Linked DNA regions of Homo sapiens: all the other regions are linked to region 1. The links are chromatin loops, found by intact Hi-C in ENCODE. Cell type or tissue: mammary epithelial cell. All regions are shown on one strand.

Region 1 (4,000 bases):
GAATATGTCTTTATATGTTTTCAGTGGACAATAACTTTCATTTCATTTGGATATTTACATACAAGTGGAATTGCTAGGTCACTAGATAAGCATATCTTTAACTATAAGTGATCCTGCCAATACGTTTTTCAAGGTAATTATACTAACTTATTCTCCATTATTGGTGGGTGCAAGTTCCAGTGGTTCATTAAATTCAGCTTTTTCAGTTTTTGCAAAAAAATTTGTGGTCATTTTCAGTGAGAATGTAGTAATATATTTATTATGAGTGGTTTTTTTTTTTTGGTTTGTTTTTGGGTTTTTTTTTTTTTTTTTTTTTTTTTAAGACAGAGTCTTGCTTTGTTGCCCAGGCTGGAGTGCAGTGGCACGATCTCGGCTCACTGCAACCTACACCTCCCAGTTTCAAGTGATTCTTCTGCCTCAGCCTCCCAAGTAACTGGGACTACCACCATGCCCGGCTAATTTTTGTATTTTTAGTAAAGACGGGGTTTCACCATATTGGCCAGGCTGGTCTTGAACTCCTGATCTCATGATCCACCCACATCGGCCTCCCAAAGTGCTGGGATTACAGGCATGTGCCACTGCGCCCGGCCTATTATGTGGTTTTGATTTGAATTTTCTTAACATCTTACAATATTAATCACCTTTTCCTGTGTTTGTTATTTGTAAAGTACCCTTTTCCAGTCTTCTTAAAAATAAATTAGCAGCGATCCAAATTGGTGATGTAGATGCAAGCTGGCTTCACCCACTCCACCCCACAGAAAACCAAAACCAAATACACATCAGTGAAGTTATCACCAGCCATATCCCAGAACTCAAATATTAGGATGAATCAGTTCCCTGGGCTGCAGAGGAGTGAAAAATACTCCAAGAAGACAGTCAAAGAATAGGATTTTCATATCCATGACACCCCTTCTGCCAGTCTACCTGGCCCCAAGCATGCGGAAAATTTCCTTGACTCATGATTTCTACACTGGAAAAAGTGAGATAAAGGTGGACAACCAGATTACTCACCATCTTGTGTTCCCTGGCAGGAGATCTGTTCATGCCTCAACCACGGGAAGCATGCCCGAGGGGAGAGAAAGCCCTGAAGACAGCTAGAGACAAAGTTGGGAGGTGGGACTACCATCCCCAGCATGGGAAATACTGCTCTGTAACTAGGCTAAAGGAGACACCAAATAAGAGTGGCTGTTCACTAACACCAGGGTGTAGAAGGTATGTTCCACAAATCCCCTGGGCACAAACCCCTAGCCAACCTTTTAACACTGCTGGTGATAGAGACAGGAGGCAGCCAAATGCCACTCAGGTCATTGTGCACAGGGGGCTTGCCTAAACATGCCCAGGGTACAAAATTCTGTCTCTTAACTCATGCACAGTAAAGTAAATAAATCAATGTTGAGTGACTCAGAGTAAAGGCCCACCTACACACTGGGAGAATGGGGTGGAGCCACCTGAAATTTACCCCTTATGAAGGGAGGAGAAGCCTGGCCCCTTCAGCTCCTGTGTGGTGGCCTGGTATTCCATCTGTGAGTTGGGAGCCTGTTGGCAGTACCCTCTCTTTTTTTGCTGAGAGCTTTCTTTTAATAAATTCTGCTTTCTTCACCTTTCAATGTGTCTGTATTCTTAATTTTTCCTGGTCATGAGACAAGAACCCAGATTTTAGCTGAGCTAGAGAAAAATCCTGTATCATTGGGATGTCCCCTTTGGGATCTCATCCATTCCAGCAGGGCAGTGCTCTAATTGTTTGCTAAAGCTGAAGCAAACCTGGACTTAAGATGCCATCTAGTGCCAAAAAGGAGGCAGTGACCTAGTGGAAAAAATACAAGAAATTCAATGGGTAAATTAAGAATTTTTAAGCAAACACTTCAAATAAAAATTTAAACAAGCCAATTAAAAAATCTGGAATAAGTAATTAATTTTTCAATGCAAATGCATAGACACACACCCACTAGAAGCATCAGCAAACAATGAACCATGACCTCCACAAACAGACAAAGCAAGGAACAAGTGACTAACTTATGAACTCTCTGACCCAAAATTCAAAACAGCAGCTGTAAGAAAACTTGGTGATCTCCAAGATAAAACAGAAAAGTAATTGAGAAACTTATCAGAAGGATTTAACAAAGAGATTGAAATAATTTTCAAAAATCAAACAGAAATCTCAGAACTGAAAATTTATTTGCTGGACTGAAAAATTTATTGGAGGCTCTCAATAGTAGAACAGATCAACAAGAGGAAAGAGTCACTGAGCTCAGCCAGGCTATTTGAAATTACATCATCAGAGGAGAAAAAAGGAATGAAAAGAAACAAAGATTACCTACAGAATATAGGAAATTACTTCAAAAGACTATACCTGAGAATTATTGGTATTCGAAACAAAGTTGAGCAAGAGCACTTGGTAGAAAGCTTATGCCAAAAAAAGAGAAAAAAACTTTCCAAAACTTGATAAAAATATAAATATCTAGGTACAGGAAGATCAGAGAACACCAAACAGATTCAACCCAAATAAGACTATCCCAAGGCATGTAATAATCAAAATCTCAAAGGTTTTTCAAATAAGACTATCCCAAGGCATGTAATAATCAAAATCTCAAAGGGACAAACAGTTGATTCTAAAAGCATCAAGAAAAAAAGCAAGTAACATATAAAAGAACTCCAATTTGTCTGGCAACAGACTTTTCAATGAAAACTATGTGGGTCAGGAGGGAGGAAAAACATTTCCAAACTGCTGAAAGAAAAGAAAAAAAAAAAACCTGTCACCCAAGAATGCTTTATCCAACAAACCTATTCTTCAGTTATGAAGACAAGATAAAGTATTTCCCAGACAAACAAAAGCTAAGATAATTTACCACACCAGACCCTTCTTACAAGGAATGCTAAAGGGAGTTATTCAATCTTAAAGAAAGCAAAACTAACATGCAAGGAGGAAACATTTGGAAACATAAAACCCACTGGTAAAATTAAGTAGACAACCTAAGAATAATCTAATATTGCAATTGTGCTGTGTAATCTACTCATAACTCCAGTATAAAGCCTAAAAAGCAAATCTATAGAAAACAATAGCTACAGGAACATGTTAAGAGACAGGCAATATAAAAATATGTAAATTGAGATAACCAAAGGTCGAAATGTGGTGGAGATGAACCTAAAGTATATAATTTTTTTAGCTTCTTGTTTGTTTCTGATTTTTTGAGATCTAAAATAAATGATCATATTTTTAAAAGATTTTGTTTTAAGAGGATTTTTATAAGCCACAGATGCAAAAACCTATAATAGATTCACTAAAAATAAAAAAAATCATACTGCCAGACAAAATCAAAACATACTGCCAGAGAAAATCACTTAACCACAAAGGATCACTGTGGGAAGGAAAGAAAGGAAGAGAGGAGTTACTAAACAACTGAAAAACAAGTAAGAAAATGGCAGTAGTAAGTTGTTACTTATATATAATAACAATGAATGTAAATTAACTCATTTTTCTATTAAAAGACACAGAGTGGCAGAATGAATAAAGAAACAAAATTCATGTTTCTTATGTCATATGTGGCCTGCAAGAAACTCACCTCACTTATAAAGACACACATAGACAGAAAAGAAAGGGGTGGAAGAAAAGGATATTCCATGCAAGTAGAAAGCAAAAAAGAGAAGGGGTAGCTATACTTAGACAAAATAGACTAAAGTTAAAGACTAAAAAGAGACAGAAATGGTCACTCGATAATGATAAAGGAGTCAACAATACAGCAGGAGGAGATATGACAATTATAAATATCTATACACCCAAGACCAGAGTACCCAACTATATAAAGCAAACATAAATCAATCTAAAGGCAAGATAGAGTACAATATAATAATAGTAGGGGATATCAACACCCACTCTCAATAATGAACAGATTATACAGGCAGAAAGTCAAAAAAGAAACTGAAGTTAAACTACATACTAGACCAAATGTCTTAATTGACATTTACAGAACATTTCACCTGACTGCTGCAGAATACAAATTCT
Region 2 (4,000 bases), 480 kb after region 1:
TTGCTTATATATTAAAATCACGGGGTTATGAAAATTTGCTACACGTTGGTTATAATTTGTGCTTCTTGACAATCTTTCATTATCCTATTTCACACATGCATAATTTCGTATGGATGATGAGTCTGCTTTTATTGGTTGGTATCAAAATTTCCAGTATTGAGAAGATTCTGAAAGTAGATGAGCTTGCTAAAGCAAAAGTAATAATAGTTGCAGAACATCTGACTCTGATTAGTAAAGGAAATCTCCCACCTCTCCCCAAAATACCCCACAAAAAATAATAAGACTCAAAATAGATACATGTATTAAAAACAAAAGGAGTGCTAACTTGAGTCAGAGTTCAAAGTTCCAGGTATTTTATCAATTTGCAAAGAATATCATCCCATGTGAAATTAACATTGGCATACACAACTTGATGTCTTAGGAAATAGTATAGCAATTAAAAGAAAGATTAAGATTTTTCAGGGTTATAGACTTTGAATACAAGAAACTCTAGGGGCAGATAGAGGATTTAGAAGAGAAATCTTGCCTGCACGTTCTGTAGCTTTCCTATATTTGCTATTTATTAACTTCCTGAATCCTTTTAAGTGCTTTTCAGTGAAAGACTCAAAAAAGATTGTTCTATAGGATTGTTTTGGGGGTATCCAGAATGAGGGGATAGGAAAGCTGCAGCATCTTGGGAGAGAAAAAGATAGGATCCTGAGGAAATGGGGAGAGTGTGATCTGTGGCAACTGTGGAAAGAAAATAGAAACATTCTGAATATGAGAGGCCTGGGCAAAGGTAACCTTGGGGAGCTTTTCTAGACCTGAAAAGGGAATGTAGGGCTGAGAAGTTGTGTGCAACTCCCTGACATGTTAGAAAACTTCAATGAGAGCCCATAAAATAATTAACCATAAATGCTGAGAAATATGTACACCAGAGTACCTGTATCTTTGCTTTATTCTAGATTCTGAATCAGTCCATAGTCAACAAAAATATCTTTCTCTTTAGTTAGTAAAACTGAGCACACACCCCAGATATTTAGCTACCTTCTGTTTATTTACCTATGAATATGTCACAGGCATCTTTGCATAGTTAAAAAAATCTTACCCTTACCTATTTAAATAATATTTTTATAAGAATCCATATTGTCCCCAATTAATTTCTCTATCACCATTAATAAATTAAAATTATATTTATAAAGACTCCGTGGCGTAAAACTTAGGTACCAGAGAATGGTGTAGGTAGGCCTTCTTTGAAATCTCTTTTTTTCCCCTGCCCCCACTAATGGATTTAAGATGATTAAATTGCAAAAGGCATGACAGAAAGGTGATGTTTTGACAAAATGAGCTGGGTTGTTTGGAAGCAGCCCTGAAGCAGTAGCTTGGAATTGGGGGCCTTATGGATTTCTCCATAATGCAGATAGAACTTCATGATATATTTAAATCCTTTTCCGCAAACATTTCCCTGATTTGTTGCCAAGCCGTCACTGAATTTAGTAATCCAGACAGATTACCATAGGGGTCCTATTTTTAGGGTCCTTCTGTTGCTGTGGCAGTTGCAGCTGATCGGATTATGGTTCTATCCTAGCCATGTGAAATGCTTTGATGCTTCGAGAGAAACCTGCACTCAACTCCCGTAATTACAATGTCAGACTCATAGCTGGAAATTTCACTCTGAATTTATTTTGTAGCTCCATTGTGGCCAATCCATTATTAACTCATGAGATGGCGTGTTGTCTTAGTTTTGCTCTGTGTCTTTCAAACTAGCTCACTATTATGTGTATGTGTGTGTTGGAAGGGAGGGTGGGTGATAGTAAATGCACGCAGTGGGTCACAGAGGACATATATAATCTCTCTGATTCTGAGTGCAAAAAAAAAAAAAAAAAAAAAAAATACACAACCCAGACATTACTCTCTCCTATAAATGGCAATATCTCCATCTAGTGGTGAAAATTACCTTAATTGTCTTTACTGTCAGTTGAGAAAAAGCCACAAATTTGTCTCAGAACGTAATTTGTATTTTACCTTCACAATATAAATGTTTTCCCAAGAAGAATAGATGTTCGTCATATCACATTGGACCCATCCCATGGCCTTTGCAAGGGAAAAAGTAATTCTGTTTACCTCAAAAGAAGTTTGTCTTCCACTGTCACCTGATACCTGGGTACACAGAATTTGTCCATAATTTTTTTCATGGTTTTTTCTTTTGCAAGGTATTGGGAGGGAAGTAGTGACAAAGTGTAATGAAATAACAAGCTGAATGAATTTTATATGGACTTATATTCGATCTAAGAAGTAAATTACTCAGCCAATTTCTCATCTCTCATAAAACTATTTTTTCATCAATGGTATAGCAATTACGCCACAGTAAACTAGTATACATTTTTCACGTATATACAAAGAAATAATATTTTTCTTTGAAAAAATAAAGGCTAAAGCAGAATGTTAAGGTTTTCCCTATTTTATAACTTATTGCAACCTCAATCATAAAAAGCTCTTGCAACATGAAACCAGTTATTTAAGGCTGTCTTTTACGAATGCTCTTGATTGCATTTTCGTTATTGTTAATGCAAGTGGGAAATTGTTTTAACTAATATTCCTACTCATCTCCAATTATACAGCTTGTACTCACACATTTATTTAGGTAAATATAAATATGGAGTCACAAGGTAGAAAAACCAGGAGAGTGAAGGCGGCCTCTGGGCACACAGCAGAGCCCGTTAGATGGCAGCACGCGCACGGTCTCAGCTTGTTTCAAATCCTGCTGCTTGTACTCGGAGCCCCTGAACCCCAGGTTGGTTTGTGTGCCATGGCAGTTTGGTATCTCCAGAGGGACTGAGTCCAGTAACTCGATGCAACAGAGTCCGATCTTTCAATCCAGAATGCCAACTGATTAATGTAAAATTGAACGTATTTTTTTTCTGATATGTTAATATTGGAATGTTACCCAAAGAATCTGATGTCAGGGTATCTAAGAATTTGAACGAGTTTGTGGCCTGGACAAGTGTTTTATCCAGCTTATGTCAAAATCCGGTGACTTTTTTCTGTCCAATACTTTCTTCCCTCCCTCTTTCCCCATCTCCTTCCTTCTCTTCCTCCTCCTCTTTCCTCTTTCCTTTTTCCTTCCATTTTTCTTTTTTCCTGCCTTTTTCTTTTCCTCCTCCTCTTTCCTCTTTCCTTTTTCCTTCCATTTTTCTTTTTTCCTTCCTTTTTCTTTTCCTTCTTTCTTTCCTTCCTTTCTTTTTTTCCTTCTTTCTTTCTATACTCCTTCTTTCCTTTATTCTTTCCATCCTCCCTCTCAGTGCCCTTCCCTGGCTTCTTTCTCTTAATAATAACACTAATAAGATTAATAGCAACAAATAAAAGGGAAAAATATGTTTGTATGTGCCAGTCTCTGTTGTAAGAACTTTACTGAGATTATCTAATTTAATCCTTCTAACCTTAACTATTCTAACCTATGCATACAGTAGGAGTAAACTGAGGGATACTTTCATTAAGTAAATTGTTCAATTTATTAATTCAGAATATATTTTTTGGACACTATGTAATCAGGATGCAACAGTGATCAAATCAGATAGATGTTCTCAAAGAGTCTGCATTCTGGACAGAAAATGAACAGTTTAACAAAAAATATTATGGCTTGTGATAAGTGCTATGAAGCAAATGAAAGGAGTGCCATGATGAGACAAAGATTAGAGCTCTCTTTTTTAATAAGGTAGTACATATGAATTGTACATTTCATATACATATGTACAAATCTAGGTTATAAAGTAACTGTATTCTCAAGATCTGGAGTCTTGCTTATGTGGACAGGTTTTGAGCCTGGCATTTTTAGACTTTTTGGACATTATACTTTTTCTTACACATTGTAGCCTTTATGTTTACATTTTCCTCATCTTTCTTTACTTTATGAAAAGATTAGGCTGCAGTTACCTTAAATAAAATATGGCAATCGTACTTTCTTGAACTACACCCCTATTGAACAATATGGTTCTTCAGTGACATATTCACAGATGATCTC
Region 3 (4,000 bases), 1.1 Mb before region 1:
ATAGTGGGAGAGGAATACTTTTTGTTTTTATTGATGACTTCAGAAAGAAACAGTCTTTTCTGCTGATCTTACTTTTTGCCAACACTCCCTAAAGGAAGTGATTCTCGTTCCTTTCCTTATCCAGCAACAAAAACCCAGAGAGATCTGCGAAATTGGGCTCATTATGCTGCTTACTCTGCGAGGTATAAAACAGTTGCCATCATGAGACCAAAGTTCTCCACTTTAATTTTGATTTTATGAAATAGCAAAACTGTTGCAAGGGATTTCTCTAGAGCCTTGTAATTTAGGACTGGAGCAGACAGAAGAGAATGAGTTAAACTTGGAAGAGGTGTTCCCAACACATAGTCCTTGTATAACCAAACAAATCTCTTGGTGCTATATTATCCACCCTCTTCTTTGTTTCCAGTATATAGCTTTTAATGTGTTTTCAGCATTTTGTTGTTATTTTAGGTCAGTGAAGTAGTCTGTTAATAACTTGGTATTAATACTGTCTTTCTACGGGCACTGCATCTTGGTAGGGAGCTCAGAGAATCATGCTTCTGGGATGTCGTGAAGTATGATGGGCAGCTGAGTGCCTTCTGCAACCCAGAGGTGTAATTGATTCAGAGGAAATACATCTTTGAGGCTAATATTACCTGCCTTTCTTCAATTCCCTATATAAATATGTTTGGAGATATTACATTGATGATTGGAAGCTGTCAGGATACCATGCGCAATACTGTGGTTAAAAAATATTAGGCAAGCTTTTTCGAATACTGAGAAGCCATTCTGATTAACCTGTTCAATAATAACTTTGAAGGCAATATATTCATAAACATGTATTTATCTCCAGCCATGTAATTAAAATGCCAATCTCCTCTCTAATTTCAGAGATCTCAGCCTCCTTAAAAAGCCCTCAAGAGCCTCACCATCATTATTCAGGTAGGATGCATATGCACATAGACATGTCAGCTGAGCTAAATGTCTGTGCTTCTGCATTTGTAAACAGAAACACTGACAAATTCTGTGTTACTGACATGGCTCGCGACTTGAAAAGTTATTGTTCACTTTGATGGGAAGAACATTCCAATTTCTAACTTTGCCATTGACTTGGGAAAACAAGTTTTCAGAATTTAAGAGAATTTGCATTTTTGCAAAATGTTTGCATTCTCAAGTTCCAGATTGCAAAGTAGAAAGATGACCTTGAAATCTAAAAATTCTTTGCACGCTCAAAGCAGCCCCAAGCCAGAGATCTCAATGTTTTGGACTGGGGAAAAGGCAGACCTGAAAGTAGTTCCTTGAGGGAGGGTTTTGTACCCTCAATGGGGCCTCAGTGAGTATGATCACTGAATGAAGGCCAACCCCACAAAGTGAGTTCAACAAAGATGTTATTAAACAAAGATGTCAAGGGTCTTGACTCTCTTAAGCAACATCACTTCACAGTGCTTCAGTTGTCTTTCTTTCAAAGTGGGAATAATTGTACTTGCCCTTCCTGAGGAACAGTCTGCCAAAGGGCTAGTTGAGAATTAAGAGGAAAACACTTTGAAATGCAAAGCAATATAAAAACCAACTGGACTTGTGCCATTGGATGGTTTCTTGGGAGTCATTGCTCTCAGCATTGGATGAGATAATACATGGGCAAGCCTTTTACAAATCTAAAGCTCAATACATGAGTAAGAGCTTATTGGTGCGATAATTACTGTTATAATTATATAAGGTTGTTTGTTCAGGGTCTAGTAATAGATTGCCTTATCCTGAATTCTCCTTTGTAGTGAATAGAGTTGCAGTGGATTCCAGACTCCTCAACCCAGGCTCTTACAACTGAGTCTTTCAGCTCGGCAGTAATCTATTATTTTGACTCCAGCTGTCAACTTAAGAAAGTCTCTAGTGAGGAATACTGTAACTCATATTGACTCTGATCTGTTAGGCTATAGCTCTTAACAGGAAAATGCAGATCACTCGCTTCTAATTAAAATCGGTCTTCGGCTCTCTCTGGAAAAAGAAGATGAACTGTGCAAAGTGAACAGTAGGTGTCCCCACAGCCCACCGTGCTTTGGATTTGCTTCGGAAAGGAAAACCAAAGTCCACGGATTAAAATGCCATTTAAAAGAAAGTTCCACATATGTATGGATTAGTATGTGATTTGGTATTCAGGAGAGTGGAGGTGATAGTCCTACCTCAGACCATGTGACATAATCTCATATTAAATGCCTCTAAAATTGGGATTTCTTTCCTGTTTAAGGCATAGTTTATTTTTAAGACTGTATTATAGATTATATTTTTGATAATGGCAAAAATAAGAGGTCTTTGAAATTAAATAGCATTATATGAATATATTGATGTGGAGAGGCTTTCTGTAAATTCAGCCACTGATGCATACTTAAAATAGAAAATCTGTTTTTGTTTGCAGCCATTGAAAGGAATAATTTAATGAGGCTTTCTCAGACCATACCATTTACACCAGTCCAACTGTTTGGTGAGTAGCATTTCTACCTTCTTGAGTTTATGCCAGGACAGAGGCATAAAATCTGAGTGAATCAAAGGAAACCACATTGCATTATTTTAGTTGAAAATTTTGTTTTGTTGATAGTTGTAGTTTAGTGAGATTCATTTCCTAAAATGGAAATTCTTGTTAACTGTCATGGCCAGCATTCAGGGACAAAAGCTAATACTATGGGAATAAGACCTATAATGAGCAGCAGTTGGGAAGAAAGCAATAATATTGCACCTGGCATTCACTGACTCAAGGCTGGAAGTAAGTAGGAAAGAAAAGAACAAACCAACCATTTATAATAAGCACAGGAGAAAGCGATAAATGTCAATATGGTGAAAGCCAACAGGCATCTGAAGAGAAATGCTTTGTGTATTGTTTTTTGTTTATTTTGTTTTGTGTACACTAATTGCTCTTATCTCAGACTGCAAATGTCATTTTAAAAGTCTGGAGTAGTAAAGAAAAACAATCTCACCCTGGCTAAAGCTATCAAAATTTCTCTGTCTGGCAGGATAAGACATGAGCAAGTTGACAATATAGCAAGGGTCCCCAAAGTGTCCTTGATCTTGATTCTTCTCACACTGTTCACATGGGGGCAGACCAGGTTGGCTTCTGATTGTTTTTATTTATTTATTTTTATTTTTATTTTTTTTTTGAGATGGAGTTTCACTCTCGTTGCCCAGGCTGGAGTGCAATGGCGGGATCTTGGCTCACTCTAACCTCTGCCTCCTGGGTTCAAGTGATTCTCCTGCCTCAGCCTCTCATGCAGCTGGGATTACAGGCGTGCACCACCACGCCCAGCTAATTTTTGTATTTTTAGTAGAGATGGGGTTTCACCATGTTACTAAGGCTGGTCTCAAACTCCTAACCTCAGGTGATCTACCCGCCCCAGACTCCCAAAGTGCTGGGATTACAGAATCACCGCACCGGCCTGGCTTCTGATTGTTAATGCAGATGCCTTCCCCTTCCATTTGGCCCCATGGCTGGCTTTGCAAATCAATAGCTCTGCTCTAAAGCCTCTAGGGATTTAGAACTCCAAAGAGATCTTCAGTGGCATTTATCTGGGCACCAAGAATAAATATTTGAAAGGTTTGAAAAGTTGTTACTGAGCATTACCTAGATGTGTTTATTGGTGAGGAATTAGATGCAAGAGGGAGAGAATGGATTCCTTTCTTGGTAAACCAGTACCGTGTTCATATATATATATATGCTTCTATATATATATAGAAGCAAAGGTGTAAGGGGGAAATGAAACACCAGCTGGGGCTGGACAGAAGTTGTATATAGATTATGTTGCTCTGTTAAGAAACATTAAACACTGACTTGGTAGTGTTTAGGTTCAACAGGAATTTTTCCCTCTTCAACAGCCTAAAAGTGGAAGCTATGTAGCAGTTAAGTAGTATTTTGTGTCTAAAATCCTTTAAGTGGGATTGAGTTTGTATCTGAGGTTGTAATTCACTTTAGACATGTTAGCCTATTTAACCTTTACAACAGCCCAATGAGAACAGTATTTTCATCCCCATTTTTCTG
Region 4 (4,000 bases), 600 kb before region 1:
AATAATAATATTGTAAATGTAATAATTCAGGGTTTCATTGACCATAGAGGAAAGTAATAAAAAACAAAACTTTGATAATAAAATATCTGGGATCCAAAGATACAACTTCTGATAGTCATATACATATGATTATTTTTGTCTACCTGTTTTCATGTCCCTAAATAGGGACACAAAAGAATCATAATGACATTGGACTTAGAATAGGAAGTAAGGAATGTTCATTTCTTCTAATCTATAATTAATTCCACTTGAGATAATATTTGATCTCTTGATCCTTGGTCTCTCTGACTATAGATATTTAATTTATTCTCCTAGAGCCTAGGTTAGTGTTTGTGAGGGTTTTTTGAATTTGCTTTCAGTGAATCTTCTGACATACAATATACAGATATATTTTTAATAATACCACCAATAAAATGTATGTATCAGATAACTTCCAGTGAATGGAGTGGAACTGCTTGTGATCAGGAATGATGCTTTCTTCGTATTGATGATGTCACTTAGGCTACAGTGGGCAGGAGGGTGAGAGAGGGGTGAGGGGTGAAATGCTATTGATTGAGTACAATGCCCACTGCTCGGGTGATGGTTGCATTGAAAGTCCAGACTTCACCACTGCACAATATATCCATGGAACACAACTGTGGTACTCGTCCTCCTAAATCTATGAAGATAAAAACTAACTAAAAAAGAGATTAATTTTGAAGCTGACCCAAGTCAGGGTGTGACGCCAGGCTTTTATAAGTTCCCACTTCCTGCTAGTTAATAGGTGATGTATGTATAATGTGAGAAAACCAATCTATCTCTTCAAATATCTTTCCTAGTTCACCAAGATTTCCAAGTACTGGAGAAAATGAGCTTTTATCTCTAAAAATGATCTTCTTAAGTGCTCTTTCTGTATTTTCTTGGCAGTTACATACACATGCTCACTTTCAAATTCAGAAATTGTAATGATAGGTAGCAGGGGTGACTCAATCTATGCACTGAAGTGTCCACATGATATTCCACATCTTTATTTACCAGGGAATGACATAAAAGCCAACTTCTGAGGACTCTTCCTGCTGGGATGATGGAAGCTTGACTTCTTTCTCCCTTTCTTGAGGTTTTCCTCTCTCCACTGGGGTGGGGGCCATGAATCTGGGGCCTTTTGCAGATATAAGACATTAGAGGTAAGAGCCCCTGGTAGTCATTACAGCCATCTGTCTGCTTTGACAACTGCTGAGATGTTCCTTGCTCCTGCCCACATGGCCTCTTCAGTCCTGGCATCTCCTGTTCTTTTTATGTCATGCTTGTGACCTGAAGCTCCCTGAAAGGCTGTCTGTGGCCACACTAGTTTGAAGCACTTCTCTCAAATCTTGTCACCTCCTTAAGAGCAGCACACAAATTCTCTTTCTCGTGTAACCCAGTGCCTTTTCTGCATTTCCTGAACTCCCTGCCTCTATTCAGGGTGCTTCTACATTTCTTTCTTTTTTTTTTTTTTTTTTTGAGATGGAGTCTTGCTCTGTTGCCCAGGCTGGAGTGCAGTGGTGTGATCTCAGCTCACTGCAACCTTGCATCCTGGGTTCAAGAGATTCTCCTGCCTCACCCTCCTGAGTAGCTGGGATTACAGGCATGCGCCACCACGCCCAGCTAATTTTTGTATTTTCAGTAGAGATGGGGTTTCACCATGTTGGTCAGGCTGGTCTCAAACTCCTGACCTTGTGATCCGCCCACCTCAGCCTCCCAAAGTGCTGGGATTACAGGCGTGAGGCACCGCGCCCAGCCTACATTTCTTAATGGTGTAGCCATTTGAGGGAAAAAGTACAGACAGACTTGCGATTTCTATAATTACCATTCCTCAAGATACAGGAATCTTATAATCTCCTCAAGAGCAGGTTACTTGCTTTAATGGGTAATAATAATAAAAATACATAGTGTGTGTGGGGAAAAGGACCACACAGATTGAGATTTTAATATCTGAACCTACTATTCAACCACAAATCTTATTAGCCATTTATTGAAAAGCTTTCTTGTTTTAGACAGAACAGATCCTGATTAAAGAAAGGAAGATGCAGAGTGCCCTGCACTGAATTTGTCACCAGCCAGCAGAGGGAGTGTCTGAAGCTTCAGTGCAGGTATGGCCAGCATGGGTCCCAAAAAGCCAAGATGGCTCCTGACCGCAGTAATCAGGTACAGGGATGCTGAGTGATGGGGAATCAAAGGCCTCTGTCCTAGTGCCTAAGTTTACATTCTTACCAGCTGTGAGATCTGGCAAGCCACTTAATCTCTCTGTCCTTTAGTTTCCTAATCTTTAAAATGGGCAGACAATTTAAAAAATATTTTAAACAGTTCCTGATGCATTACAAAAGTGATTATTGATGATAATGATTATTGATGAGAGCACCAGGACATGGGAAATGTAGATCACCCTCTCTCATCCTGTCTCCCTGCCAGGACAGAAAGAATAATGTGGAGGAGAAATATTGAATTGACAGAATATTTACCTAGATGGAATGGAATTAAAACTAGAAGAAACTAAATTTACTTTGGATTGGTAAGATTAAATTTCCTGACAGCAGAGGAAATGGATGTCTATAAATCCATTTTTCACAAGTGGGTCAAAGTGTCTATAAATTCATATCTTGCTGGATAATTAGATAATTCCCTTTTAAAAATAACGTGGATATAGTGAATCAGACACAAATACAGGATTTATTGGCAAGAACTACTTGATTCTAATTAGTTTGATACCTAATTTGGTTTTATGTTTCTCTCTTTGCCTTTTACCTCCAAATTGAAGACTCTTTACCTTAACAGCTTATACAGCATAATCTGTTAAACATTTCTGGAAAAAGAAATATATCATTCCCTTTGAAAGTTATTCATTCCAATCATAAAATGCCACAGGCTTTCTCCTCCCCCACCTCACCCTGCCCCCATTCAGAATTCTCTAGGGAAAGAAATGGTAGGGAGATGAAAGTCCTTTAAGACTTCTCCTTTTAAGAAATGAGACTCTCTTTTCCCTAATTTAATTAAAATAAACATGACTTGAGAAAGAACATGAAATACCTGCAGGTTTAATTCTAGTTTCTCTCCATCTGTCAGACCCATATTTTCTGAAATGACCTAGCAGCTGTGCTGCAAAGACACTCTACATTAGTGTTCTCCTTTATCCATGTATAAGACTCAAGCTTTAGTAAATATTTTAATATTTTGTTTATATTAGGTATAGGCACCTTTTAAAAATGCCATTGAAAGCTTAATGTTTTCCTTTGAAGGGTAGAATATTGGCAACTGAAATGGGACCTCTAGCTCTATGATTGTTGACCTATGAGAAGATTTGGGAGAGTCTTCTTGTTTATAACTAAATTTCAAATCGTACCATGACAGTCACTTTTCAGTGATTCAGAATTGACCATGGTCTGCTGCTATGAGTAGAGGTGACTATATATATATATATATATACACACAATTTTTTTTTTTTGAGACGGAGTCTCGCTCTGTCGCCCAGGCTGGAGTGCAGCGGCGCCATCTCCGCTCACTGCAAACTCCGCCTCCCGGGTTCATGCCATTCTCCTGCCTCAGCCTCCCGAGTAGCTGGGAGTACAGGCGCCTACCACCATGCCCGGCTAATTTTTTTGTATTTTCAGTAGAGACGAGGATTCACCGTGTTAGCCAAGATGGTCTCCATCTCCTGACCTCGCTCGTGATCCGCCTGCCTCGGCCTCCCAAAGTGCTGGGAGTACAGGCGTGAGCCACCGCGCTCGGCCGAGGTGAACATATATTTCATATGGTCTCAAAACAAAGGAATCATAGGTTTGTAAAACAAAGCAATAGTAATTTGGTGATAACACCTGGACACAAAGCGATGCTTTACTCCATCATCCTGTCATTCAACTACTTATTTATTGAGCACCTATTAAACTAGGCATGATTGGAGGAGCAGCGAAAGGGACTTTATTTAGATACAGATCTTGCTTTCAAGCATGTTAATGCTTAAGATTCCTTTAACAGGATGAAATAATAT
Region 5 (4,000 bases), 700 kb before region 1:
AAAAAATAGAGTTTCAGCATCTCATGTACCTTAACCTTTGACCATATCAAATTATTTAGAATACTTAGAAAATGCCATCACTTAGAGAGTTCTGCCTCTGCAGATTGCTGTTTCCTCTGCTTGGAGTACTCTGTCCTCCCAACTAGCCTAGACAAATCCCAGTCATTCTTTAAGACTCAACTTAAAGGCCATCTCCTTTGTCAGACCTTCCCTGACACATGTAAGCAAGAAGTCACACTCCTTCCTCCTTCCCCCAGATCAACTTTAACATTTGAGTTACATCTCCTTGGGTGTCAGGGTCTGAAATTAAGGCATAAAGTGGAAATCACAAATAGTTATATCACCCTTGAAAATACCTTAAATAGCCCATCAAATAGAACATGTTAAGTCTACATTGATGCCACATTGAGACTGACATACTATTGCTCCGTGAGTCCTACATAGAGCATGCTTCCCTCAGATATTGGGACCAGTTTGCGCTTTCATGAATTAAGCACACGTAAAGCAGTTGGATTATGTGTAGTTTATGTTTCGTGGTTATATATAATAAAGACACATAGTGTCTTTAAAACTAGACACGTACTCAGTGCTCCACACTGAGAGGTACATGCATGAGGAGCTAAGGCTGAGAACCACTGACCGCCATCTTCTGTCACACGCATGCGGTAGGGTGTATGCTCACTGAAAGGAACAGTGTGGGGAATTAGCTGCACATTTAAACTGTTTCTTTCTGTTTTCTCTCCCTCTCTCTTGTGCCATACTCAGGAGTTTAGTACAAACACAACAAATGATTATACTCTATGGTGCATAACTTAATTCTAGTCTATTAACCTAGCTAGGACACTCACATTGTGATACAAATTTTCGTTTGATGCTCAGGAATCCCCAGGCCATCAGAGTAGAAAGCTCCATGAATACAGACCTATATTTTTATATCTATTTCCTTTCCTCATACATTATTAGGACTTTAGTGGTCATTTCATGAATCAGTTGATAGAAGGCAAAGGACAAGGCATTGAAATTTCCTTCAGCTTTCACTGGGAACTTTCAGTATGATGAGAGGGAAATTTAACATGTCTGGTCATTTGTGACAAGGTTCTGCATAGGAATAAAAATAGTCTATTTGATAGGCTTGTGAAAGATAATATAGGACAGATAAAATACCGCATAAATGCTAAATAATAAAGTGACAAGCACAGTATGTCAGGGGACGCATAGTAATGCAACTATGTCTGTAAAACATTTACTGTATTTTGTCTCTGAAATGTACAACAACAACAACCCACCAAATGGCGGCATCTGTGCTTATTTCCTCCCTGGTCCTCGATATTTGGAATCCTTTCAATGTTCAATGCCCAAAAATGCAATAAATATTTTTACTTTGGTACATCTATATTTTAACACTGGAGTTGGTACCAGCCAGGATTGTGGGGTTACTCACATCATGTGACTCTCCTCCCACCATTCAATGTGTTTACAAGTGAAAACTGATAAAATGAGCATCGAAGGCAGCCTGGGAGGGAGAATGAATGGGAGAAGGCATTGCAGAATGCATACTGAGGGCTAAGTGTGGAAGGCCCAAGAAGGGGGTGGGTACTGTTTATAGGCAATCTTATTAGAAGTGGTGGGAGGAGCAGAAAGTGGGAGAGTAGGTATGTACAAGCTCTGATCTCTTTGAGCACCAGGTGGCACTACTGCCTTCTCTCTTGGCTGCTGCCTACCTGTGTCAGGGGAATTCCAGAAACAGATTTTGTAGGAAAGGCTAGAAGATTAAGAACCTATATGGGTCAAGAGAGAAATGGGTAGACAATACAGAGATCAGAATGTTTCTTATTGATCAAATCCTAGGAATGACTGTAATCACGGCACTCTGCCAATTTTTAGCATTTCACCAGCCATCAAGGGACATGATTTGATATTGTTAAACAAATTTATGAATAAGAGACATTGTTTAGCTTAGGGTATTACTAGCTAGTAAATGTATTAGTAAGTTGCCAAGTTCCTAGAGGCAGAGAAATGTGTAGGAAACCAACCAACCAACCAGCCAAACTAAACCAAAACAAAATCAATCACTACAAGTTACTTAACACATATGTAACAGTAGATTGGAGGGTATGTATCTGCTTGTTGTATCAAGAAGATTCCTTCTCTTAGGCAGTAGGTGGTTTTTTGAGTAGTCAGTTTCTGTGAATGGGATAACTGATCTAATTCCCCTTTTCTTACTTGCTATTAGTAAGTTTAGAAGTAAATATGGGAGCCATTTGTAGCCGGTATAACATTTTGCAAGATTGTAAACACATTTTAGCCGCATCCCCAGGCTTTACCTTTCATCTTGCTTCTACATCTCACACAATATTTTACATTATATTTCACTTTCACTTTTAATTTGTTATATTGTATATGTTTATATGCTCTGGAAAGAGCATATCCTAAGTTTATATGCTTATATCCTAAGTTTACATGCTCCGGAAAGCTCCTCTAAATACTTTCTGAAATAAGGAAAGGAAGACATATAATTAATTATGTAATTATAACAAATTTCCATTGGATGTACATTGCTAAATACCAAGAATCAATAGAATTGCTCCTTCCCTCAAGAAGTTTACAACCAAATAATGGACTTACTAGAAAATGTGCACTAAATAAAAATTTTTTTCTTAAAAATATAAGTTTTTGGAGTAGAGATATCTAAGAGTAAACACAAGGGAAAAAGGGATACTTGATTCCATGATTAACTTCGTATTTCTACTGTTGGCTTTGCATGGCCTCAGGCAAGATGTGTAACTGTCTCCGGCATCAATTTTTCAATAGTAAAAGGCAGATTCACCTCGGGACAAACACTTGGATAGGCTACAGTGATGAAAGGCATGGTGTGCTGTAACATTTGACTATTGCTATGTAACATTTGATTATAATCTCACTCTCAGCAAAACTAGTAGGAGAAAAGATCAATTTAAGTCACATACTAAAAGGAAAAAAATGTGTTTTGACTGAAATTCAGCACATTTTCTATAGGAAAGTGCCACACTATAGAGGCTATGGGTATAGTAGATGCTGTTTTTATTTTTAAGCTTCTATTTACAACAGTTTGAGACAAATATTCAAAATTGTGTTCTTCATGTAAGAAAGTAAATGTTTTTGGAAAAAAATACAACATAAGCTTTTTTTTTGAGGATTTTAGGCTGGAAGAGAACGAAGCTAAAGAGAGTAAAATTGGGAATATTCTCCACAGGCTACTTTTCAGAAAATTTTAGAGCAACCAATAACAAAACTATTTGCTATTGCATTGAAATTAATATTTTCTTTTTTTGTTTATTAATTTTTTATTCTTTTAAAACAGATATGTAACTGATATGCCAGGGTGCATTACTTTGTAGAAATGGTAGTGTGATTATTTTGGGATAAATGAAGAAGAAAAGAGGTGGAAACTACAAAGGAAGGAATGGAGCTTGATTCTTACCTTTACTTAGGCTCAGTGACTTCATGGAAAACCATAGGCCATAGACAGTGGCACCTAATAGGCTTTGGTGTCAGATAGAGCTGAGTGGAACTCAGCTTAGTCTGTGGCACTGGGCAAGTTCCTTCAGTTGATTCTTGGATTCTTTGTAAAAAGTGGGCACAATAACATCAGCCTCATTGAAAGAATAAGAAAGATGCATGAAGTTTCTAGTTCAGGGCCAGACGAGGCTTATGGTAGATGCTCACTGGATGGCAACTAATAAGGTGGGACATTCATTCAAAAATCATCTCCTTTTATTTCTATTTAGGAGAGGACAGGAAATGGTAGCTTTGCATCACAGCTTTACTTCATAGTGGGTGGCAGATGACTTTAGGTAAAGTATGTTAGTGGTCCATCAACTGCTGCGCAAGGCCAGTCTCCTACTAGTCGTTCTCCAGTTTTGAAAAGTCACTTCTTCCAAGCTCTCATTTGCCTTTGAAATCTGTTTTGATCAATAGCTAGCTTCCATGAGGTCTAGACTTATCTGCCTTCCTTATTCAT
Region 6 (4,000 bases), 60 kb before region 1:
AGTCAGAATGGCATTATTAAAAAGTCAAAAAACAACAGATGCTGGAGAGGCTGCAGAGAAAAGGGAACACTTATGTACTGTTGGTGGGAGCATAAATTAGTTCATCCACTGTGGAAAGCAGTGTGGAGATTTCACAAAGAACTTAAATGGAGCTACCATTCAACCCAGCACTCTCATTACTGTGTATGCATCCAAATAAAAATAAATCATTCTATCCAAAGGACACATACACTTGTATGTTCATCACCACACTATTAACCATAGCAAAGACATGGAATCAACCTAGGTGCCCATTAATGGTGGATTGGATAAAGAAAATATGGTACCTATATACCATGGAATACCACGCAGCCATAAAAAATAATGAAATCACATTGTTTATAGCAACATGCATGCAACTGGAGGCCATTATTCTAAGTGAATTAGTGCAAGAGCAGAAAGCAGTATACCACGTGTTCTCACTTATAAGTGGGGAAAAAAACATTGAGTACCACATGGACATAAGCATGGGAACAATAGATAGTTCAGATTACTAGAGAGGGAGATCTGGGAGGTGAGCATGGGTGGAAAAACTACCTATTGTGTACTATGCTCACTATCTGGGTGATGGGATTTGTACCACAAACCTCAGCATTACTCAGTATACTCACGTAAAAAACCTGTACATCTCCATTTATCTAAAATAAAAGTTGAAATTTAAAAAAAAAAACCTCAACCCTTCCAATCTATTTTTAGGTACTATATGCGTGTATATTATATATGTGTGTGTATGTGGCTATAATCTTACAAAGTTTTATTATTGTTATGTGTGTTTTTATGTTAAGGTTACATAAATAGCTTCAAACTTCATCATCTCACGTTTTATTTCACTCAATATTACATTTCAAAATCTCACTTATATAGTTCATATTAATTTAAGTGAATCCTAATTATAATGGTATGCAATTTTTCTGTAGGCTTTTGCTCATCCTCATAACCAGATTACAATTTTATAAAGACAACTCTTTGCCTTAATAATCCAGATGCTAGAGAATGGTGTTTGTTCCCACGTACCAGGTGGATTGTAGATGCTCTGTTAGTGCAAATGTATTTCACATTAAATTATCATCAAAAAGAGGAAAAAGAGTAATTAATTTTAGGTGTGTATGAACACCTACGAAGGACCATATGACATGCTTGAATACCAAATGACGTTGTTATGAGCCATAATATTGTATGAATAGCAAATAATTCTATAATGGGAGAGAAATTCCTAAGCATTACTTTTACCAGTCATTTAACAATACCAAGAGTGTTTCTCAGCAATACCTGTAGACTATATACCAGAAAGTATATACCATACAGCAAATTTTGTGATTTGCAAATTGGGTGTGAGGTATTGTTCTGTGCTATGAAGTTGTGACTGCAAAGTTTGTATTTTTATGTGTAGTTGATTCATACCTGGTATAGTTTGGATATGTGTTCCCATCCAAATCTCATGCTGAATTATAATCTGCAATGTTAGAGGCAGGGCCTGGTGGGAGGTGATTTGATTATGGGGGTGGATTTCTCATGAGCAGTTTAGCACAATCCTCTTTGTGCTCTTCTAATGATAGTGAATTCTCACAAGATCTGGTCATTTAAAAGTGTATGGCACCTCTCTGCTTCTCTCCCGTCTACTCTGGCCATGCGAGTTGCCTGCCCCCACTTTGCCTTCTGCCATGATGGTAAGTTTCCTGAGATCTCCTGAGAAACCAAGCAGATGCCAGCATCATGCTTCCTGTACAGCTGTGGAACTGCGTGAGCCAATTAAACCTCTTTTCTTTGTGAATTACCCAGTCTTTCGTATTTCTTTATAGCAATGCAAGAATGGCCTAACACAATACTCCAGGAAACACATTTAAATATTAGGATTTAGTAGAATGAACATATCACAACATTTCCATAGCTATGGCAATATAGCAGTGGAATTTTAAATTGACTAATACGTTAATCATGTTAATCATCCTATACTGTTGTTTCATTTTAGATAACATTTTTTCCACATTTTTATCTCATTCATTTCAACATAAATTAATTGAAAATCAATATAATGCATATTTTGATGAGTTAAGAAAATGTATGATAAAAAATTAACTTAAAGTTTGAGAGATTGTCTAAATGATGACATAAGTGAGTATACAGTATTTACTAGAGAAGCAGACCAATGATGAAGCCTTAAGTAAGAAGGCTATTAAGATGGGAATATATGAATGAATCATTGAAGGGTGACTTGTTCTTACAGAAGAAAAGATACATTATAACTGCCTCAGCTTGGTTAACTCTTAGTCATCAAAGCAAATCAACATAAAGATAGGTTAAATAATCAGCAGCAGTAACTTTATGGAGGTTAATTATTGATAATTACCAAATTCTGCTTTCAGATAAGAAATTAATGAATTCCACGTATGAAAAATATAACAAGCTTTCACCTAAAGAGCATATTAGAGCCAATTCTAGGTCCTAAACTTAACAACTTCCTTACTTTGTTCCTGATACTCTTTTTTATTCATTGTTTTATAGTACACGAGGATTTGGTTTCCAGGTTTTCTTTCTCATATGAAGATGCTAATTGAGAGAATTAAATGAGGCAATGTATAGGAACTCAGCACAATGTATATAAAAGTACTTAACCAACATACAAGTGTGCAACACATACACATGCAAAATTACTTAATTCAGGTTGGATAGCTATAACCTAATTACAAATTGTTTCAGGAATGATAGGGTAAGTATATGAATTCATACTAGGAGAATATGGTAATTTGGGATAACCTAGGTTGCCATAATGTAATTTTTAACTTTGGGTGAGTTACTAAATTTCTCTGGGCATCAGTAACCTCATGTTTGACAATAACATGTTATTCTAAAAAGGATGAGTAACTGTCAGACTATGAGTTTTATCAGGCCTGTGAATATTTTGTTTTGCTTTACTTTCTTTAGCACTCACAGTGTTTATTTTTTAAAATTAGTTGCCAATTCTCAAAATGTGATTTCACATAAAATCAAAAGTTATCGCTCTTTCAAAACATTGAATGAACTGGCCATATTGAGCTGCCATGTCTGTTTGGCAACAATTAACTGGAACCGAATAGAAGTTGTCCCTTCTCCAGGGGCATGAACTCTGCTGTTTGCCACAGTCTCTACCTCACCTTTTAGTAGGGCCACTTACCTGCTATTACATCACTTGTTGGGTAATTTGCCTCTTTGAGTTCGCTTCTCTTGGTCTAAATCATGTCTGATGTTTCTATGAATGCTAACAGTATATGCCTAATAACTATCCACAAAAATGCTATTTTAAATATTTGCTTATTCAGGTCTATTAACAATGTTAAATGTATTCTTTTTAGTGCTTTATTTATTTTGCTATTAAAACAAAGATTAAAAATTACTAGGCAAAGTTGGTAATAGATACTATGACAAAAATTTAGCTAAAAAATTTAAACTACCTCGTGTCAAATTTACTAGTATATTAAGAGCATGAATATTTTCAAGTTTGTTTCCAATTCACATCTGATGCAATGATGATGATATGTAATATCGTGTAATAAAATATTTGCTTTCTGCTAGATTTTACATGCCAGCAAAGGCCCTGCCAGCAAGAAATCCAATTATAAATTTATTAGCTGTAGACTTCAGCAGCAGCACCCAGTGACCAGGAACACATAAGATGATGCCAAAGAGATCAGAGATATAAAGATATATGTAAATATGGTTGGCTAATGTGTTATTTTCAGGGGAAAATATTAAGATAGTAAGTTCTTGGCCTTATAAATCTCATACTAGAAAAATTTCATTATACCTTATCCGTAAGAATTCTGGCTGGGCACAGTGACTCACATCTATAATCCCAGCACTTTGGGAAGCCAAAGTGGGTGGATTGCTTTAGCTCAGGAGTTCAAGACTAACCTGGGCAATATGGCAAAACTCCATCTCTATAAAAAATTAGCCAGGTGTGATGGCGCACATCTGTAGTCCCAGC
Region 7 (4,000 bases), 320 kb before region 1:
AAAAGAATTATTTATTTAATAAGTACTACCATGAGTTGGCTACTTATAAGAGAATACCTATGGATTTCTAGTTTCCATAGCAAATACATGTATATTTTACACAGATAAATATCCACAAGAAGAATACAATAAAAATGTAAAACTAAAAGACAAATATTTGGGAGAATATTTGCAATACACATGAGAGACTGATCATTGTACACTTTTCAGTTATATGAAAAGCCTTATAAATGTTAAATGGAAAAGAAACCTCCTTTATCCAGTTTCCCATAGATAAATGATCACATAAAAGTATAATACACATAAAAAGAAATCAAAATGGCAATTATCAAGTACTCTGGCTGCATGATAAAAAAAAAACTAAAATAACAATGCAACCAAAATAATGTTGCCATTTTCACCTGTTCATTAGGTTGACAAATATTTAAACAAAGGGTTCTGATCAAAAAGAAAAGAGAAAAAGATATTGGTACTCCATTACATTATTTGTTAAAGGCTAACTAGCTAAAATATTATATGAAAGTAAAAGTGGCAATTTCATTTAAATGAAAATCTCACATACTCTTTGACCCAGAAATCCCACTTTGAAGAAATTAGTCTCTAGTTAATAGCACCAGAATGTAAAATGATTTTATATAAGAACACATACAAAAATCATATCACAGCATTGTGCGTTATGGCTAGATGTAGAAATTATGACTGTCCTTCAATAATAGAGATCAAATAATTAAGGTAATATAGAATATCATAAAACAAGAAAAAAGTGAGTTTCATTTAAATATATAGTGACCTGAAAGGCTGTTGTCATTAATGTCCTATTAATACCTTGCATTTGTCTAAAACCTATTATATAACTACTCCTGCTTTGATATTTTTATCTTTTTGTTACAATTCTCAAATAATGCTATAAATTTCAATATTTATTTATGTATGAGTACCTTTCAGATATAATAATCTTGTGTTTAATTTGTATGAATAAAAGAATGTGACTTTCCTACTGAACTCAGAGCCCTCAAAAGCAGCAGAATGAAAGAATTGACTCATTTTGATTACAAAATTAAGACTAGAAAAGTAGGCTGCTTTCATTGAAATAGGTATTTGGTTCTGTATGTAGTTTGTACAGGGAACATCACAGAAGATAAACTGCTCACCCTGTCCCTTCAGTGATGGCTGTGATCTGAAACCAAAATGAACTATTTCGTTGCACATACAAATTTACTTGTAAACACAATATTATTTCCTACTGTCTCTGGCAATATTGTACAATTCCCCATCTTTAGCCATTACATTCTGATCTGATAAACTCAGACCTGTATCACCAGTCTTGGCCTTAATCTGAAGCTCTGGACTTATATTCAACTGTATACAGCATATACCCACTTTAACGTCTCACAAAACTTTCAGTTTCAACAGGTTCAATGTCGAACTGATAGGAGGTGGGGTGTATACTGTGAAGGTCTTAAGACTGGGCTTGAAATTTATATCTAATATTTGGTAGCTATGCGAGGTTGGACAATGTATTGTCTTTGTTAGCTTTCTGACTTGCAGAATGTAGGTGTCAATAGCTACTTCATAGAAGATTACATTATATTTGTGTGTAAGGAAATCTCTGGATAAATCTATCTTTTTTTTTTTTTTTTTTTTTGGCAGAGTCTTGCTATCTCCCAGGCTGGAGTGCAGTGGCGCGATCTCAGCTCACTGCAAGCTCCGCCTCCGGGTTCACGCCATTCTCCTGCCTCAGCCTCCCAAGTAGCTGCGACTACAGGCGCCCGCCATCACGCCTGGCTAATTTTTTGTATTTTTAGTAGAGACGGGGTTTCACCGTGTTAGCCAGGATGGTCTCGATCTCTTGACCTCGTGATCTGCCCGCCTCGGCCCTATCTTAAGAGGAGAAGAAATTCTAGGTCCTTAACCACATGACAATTGTCCTAGATCTGTGACGAGGTGGACTTGTGACTTTCATTGGGAGAATATTGTTCTACAAAACATATGTGTTAGATTCCTATGAGACTATATATATATATATATATCTATATATATATATATATAGATATCTCATTAAAAAGTGCAGAGAAGAAAGTTGGCCAGATCTCATATAGTCTTTATAGAGTCCACTGTGTTAGGAAAATTTTTACGTTCTTGAGGCCTTTTGTTACATCTATAATAGGAGAGAGAAAGACCTAATTTTAAAGAGCAATGACTGAATAAAGGAAAGTTGTAATTGGATATTAATAACAGTGTCTTCTCAGGCTTTATCAAAGAAGGCGAGCTCACCACCAGGGAGCAGTAATTGACTATGGGAGGATGTATTTCCAAGCACTCTTTATAATAACCCTGTGGGTGGTGGAGTTGAGGGGACTGTGGGCATGGGGGATCTTTCATTCTGTCTGTGCCTTTGCAACAATTCAAAAATTCACCATTATTTAATATTATCTTTGTTTAAAAGTAAAGAAACTCTGTTGAAAGGCATTTCTGATATTCTTTTTCTTGAGTTTTGAACTTTCTGCTATTTGCCTTTTAAAAAGAATGAATAGGAATGCTTGTGATTTTTGCACATTGATTTTGTATCCTGAGACTTTGCTGAAGTTGCTTATCAGCTTAAGGAGATTTTGGGCTGAGACGATGGGGTTTTCTAAATATACAATCATGTCATCTGCAAACAGGGACAATTTGACTTCCTCTTTTCCTAATTGAATATCCTTTATTTCTTTCTCTTGTCTGATTGCCCTGGCCAGAACTTCCAACACTATGTTGAATAGGAGTGGTGAGAGAAGGCATCCCTGTCTTGTGCCAGTTTTCAAAGGGAATGCTTCCAGTTTTTGCCCATTAAGTATGATATTGGCTGTGGGTTTGTCATAAATAGCTCTTATTATTTTGAGATACGTCCCATCAATACCTAGTTTATTGAGAGTTTTTAGCATGAAGGGCTGTTGAATTTTGTCGAAGGCCTTTTCTGCATCTATTGAGATAATCATGTGGTTTTTGTCTTTGGTTCTGTTTATATGATGGATTACATTTATTGATTTGCATATGTTGAACCAGCCTTGCATCCTGGGGATGAAGCCAACTTGATCGTGGTGGATAAACTTTTTGATGTGCTGCTGGATTCGGTTTGCCAGTATTTTATTGAGGATTTTTGCATCAATGTTCATCAGGGATATTGGTCTAAAATTGTCTTTTTCTGTTGTATCTCTGCCAGGCTTTGGTATCAGGATGATGTTGATTCCTATACACCAATAACAGACAAACAGAGAGCCAAATCATGAGTGAACTCCCATTCACAATTGCTTCAAAGAGAATAAAATACCTAGGAATCCAACTTACAAGGGATATGAAGGACCTCTTCAAGGAGAACTACAAACCACTGCTCAATGAAGTAAAAGAGGACATAAACAAATGGAAGAACATTCCATGCTCATGGATAGGAAGAATCAATATTGTGAAAATGGCCATACTGCCCAAGGTAATTTATAGATTCAATGCCATCCCCATCAAGCTACCAATGACTTTCTTCACAGAATTGGAAAAAACTACTTTAAAGTTCACATGGAACGAAAAAAAGAGCCCACATTGCCAAGACAATCCTAAGCCAAAAGAACAAAGCTGGAGGCATCACACTACCTGATTTCAAACTATACTATAAGGCTACAGTAACCAAAACAGCATAGTATTGGTAACAAAATAGAGATATAGACCAATGGAACGGAATAGAGCCCTTGGAAATAATACCACACATCTACAACCATCTGATCTTTGACAAACCTGACAAAAACAAGAAATAGGGAACAGATTCCCTATTTAATGAATGGTGCTGGGAAAACTGGCTAGCCATAGGTAGAAAGCTGAAACTGGATCCCTTCCTTACACCTTATACAAAAACTAATTCAAGATGGATTAAAGACTTAAATGTTAGACCTAAAACCATAAAAAACCTAGAAGAAAACCTAGGAAATACCATTCAGGCCATAGGCATGGGCAAGTACTGCATGACTAAAACACA

Evidence for each region. Hi-C counts contacts between places; a loop is a spot of excess contacts. Peaks named below come from ENCODE experiments on the same cell type or tissue, not always from the same donor. Only the 100,000 strongest peaks of a DNase experiment are listed, where the experiment ranks them.
Region 2: it touches region 1 in a loop (7-fold over the local background); 3 of 110 quality-filtered maps call a loop at or near these places.
Region 3: a loop joins it to region 1, with 8 times the contacts of the local background. A loop is called at or near these places in 10 of 110 quality-filtered maps.
Region 4: it touches region 1 in a loop (18-fold over the local background); 6 of 110 quality-filtered maps call a loop at or near these places.
Region 5: a loop joins it to region 1, with 19 times the contacts of the local background. A loop is called at or near these places in 13 of 110 quality-filtered maps.
Region 6: a loop joins it to region 1, with 4 times the contacts of the local background. A loop is called at or near these places in 2 of 110 quality-filtered maps.
Region 7: a loop joins it to region 1, with 13 times the contacts of the local background. A loop is called at or near these places in 4 of 110 quality-filtered maps.

Annotation. Positions count from the first base shown.
Region 1 is chr9:73,681,815-73,685,814 of GRCh38, reverse strand. No RefSeq gene overlaps it. Among named protein-coding and RNA genes, the nearest start is that of ANXA1, 530 kb to the right of the region's middle. RefSeq lists an enhancer at 470-1,669. In mammary epithelial cell, a CTCF peak has its summit at 1,778 (motif pointing left); DNase peaks (open chromatin) are centred at 1,024, 1,354 and 1,694; H3K27ac peaks cover 2,462 bases.
Region 2 is chr9:73,198,800-73,202,799 of GRCh38, reverse strand. No RefSeq gene overlaps it. Among named protein-coding and RNA genes, the nearest start is that of ANXA1, 49 kb to the right of the region's middle. In mammary epithelial cell, CTCF peaks have their summits at 1,918 (motif pointing left) and 2,708; no DNase peak of the experiment used is centred here.
Region 3 is chr9:74,741,016-74,745,015 of GRCh38, reverse strand. It overlaps TRPM6 (transient receptor potential cation channel subfamily M member 6), which reads left to right. Exons shown (of 39, transcript NM_017662.5): 32 at 871-921; 33 at 2,390-2,455. Among named protein-coding and RNA genes, the nearest start is that of TRPM6, 140 kb to the left of the region's middle. In mammary epithelial cell, a CTCF peak has its summit at 2,012; no DNase peak of the experiment used is centred here.
Region 4 is chr9:74,279,977-74,283,976 of GRCh38, reverse strand. No RefSeq gene overlaps it. Among named protein-coding and RNA genes, the nearest start is that of RORB, 220 kb to the left of the region's middle. In mammary epithelial cell, a CTCF peak has its summit at 2,093 (motif pointing right); no DNase peak of the experiment used is centred here.
Region 5 is chr9:74,377,590-74,381,589 of GRCh38, reverse strand. All of the region lies in intron 2 of LOC101927358 (a long non-coding RNA gene), which reads right to left. Among named protein-coding and RNA genes, the nearest start is that of RORB, 120 kb to the left of the region's middle. In mammary epithelial cell, a CTCF peak has its summit at 1,687 (motif pointing right); a DNase peak (open chromatin) is centred at 1,689.
Region 6 is chr9:73,742,271-73,746,270 of GRCh38, reverse strand. No RefSeq gene overlaps it. Among named protein-coding and RNA genes, the nearest start is that of ANXA1, 590 kb to the right of the region's middle. In mammary epithelial cell, no CTCF peak of the experiment used is centred here; a DNase peak (open chromatin) is centred at 2,250.
Region 7 is chr9:74,005,434-74,009,433 of GRCh38, reverse strand. No RefSeq gene overlaps it. Among named protein-coding and RNA genes, the nearest start is that of RORB, 490 kb to the left of the region's middle. In mammary epithelial cell, a CTCF peak has its summit at 2,284 (motif pointing right); no DNase peak of the experiment used is centred here.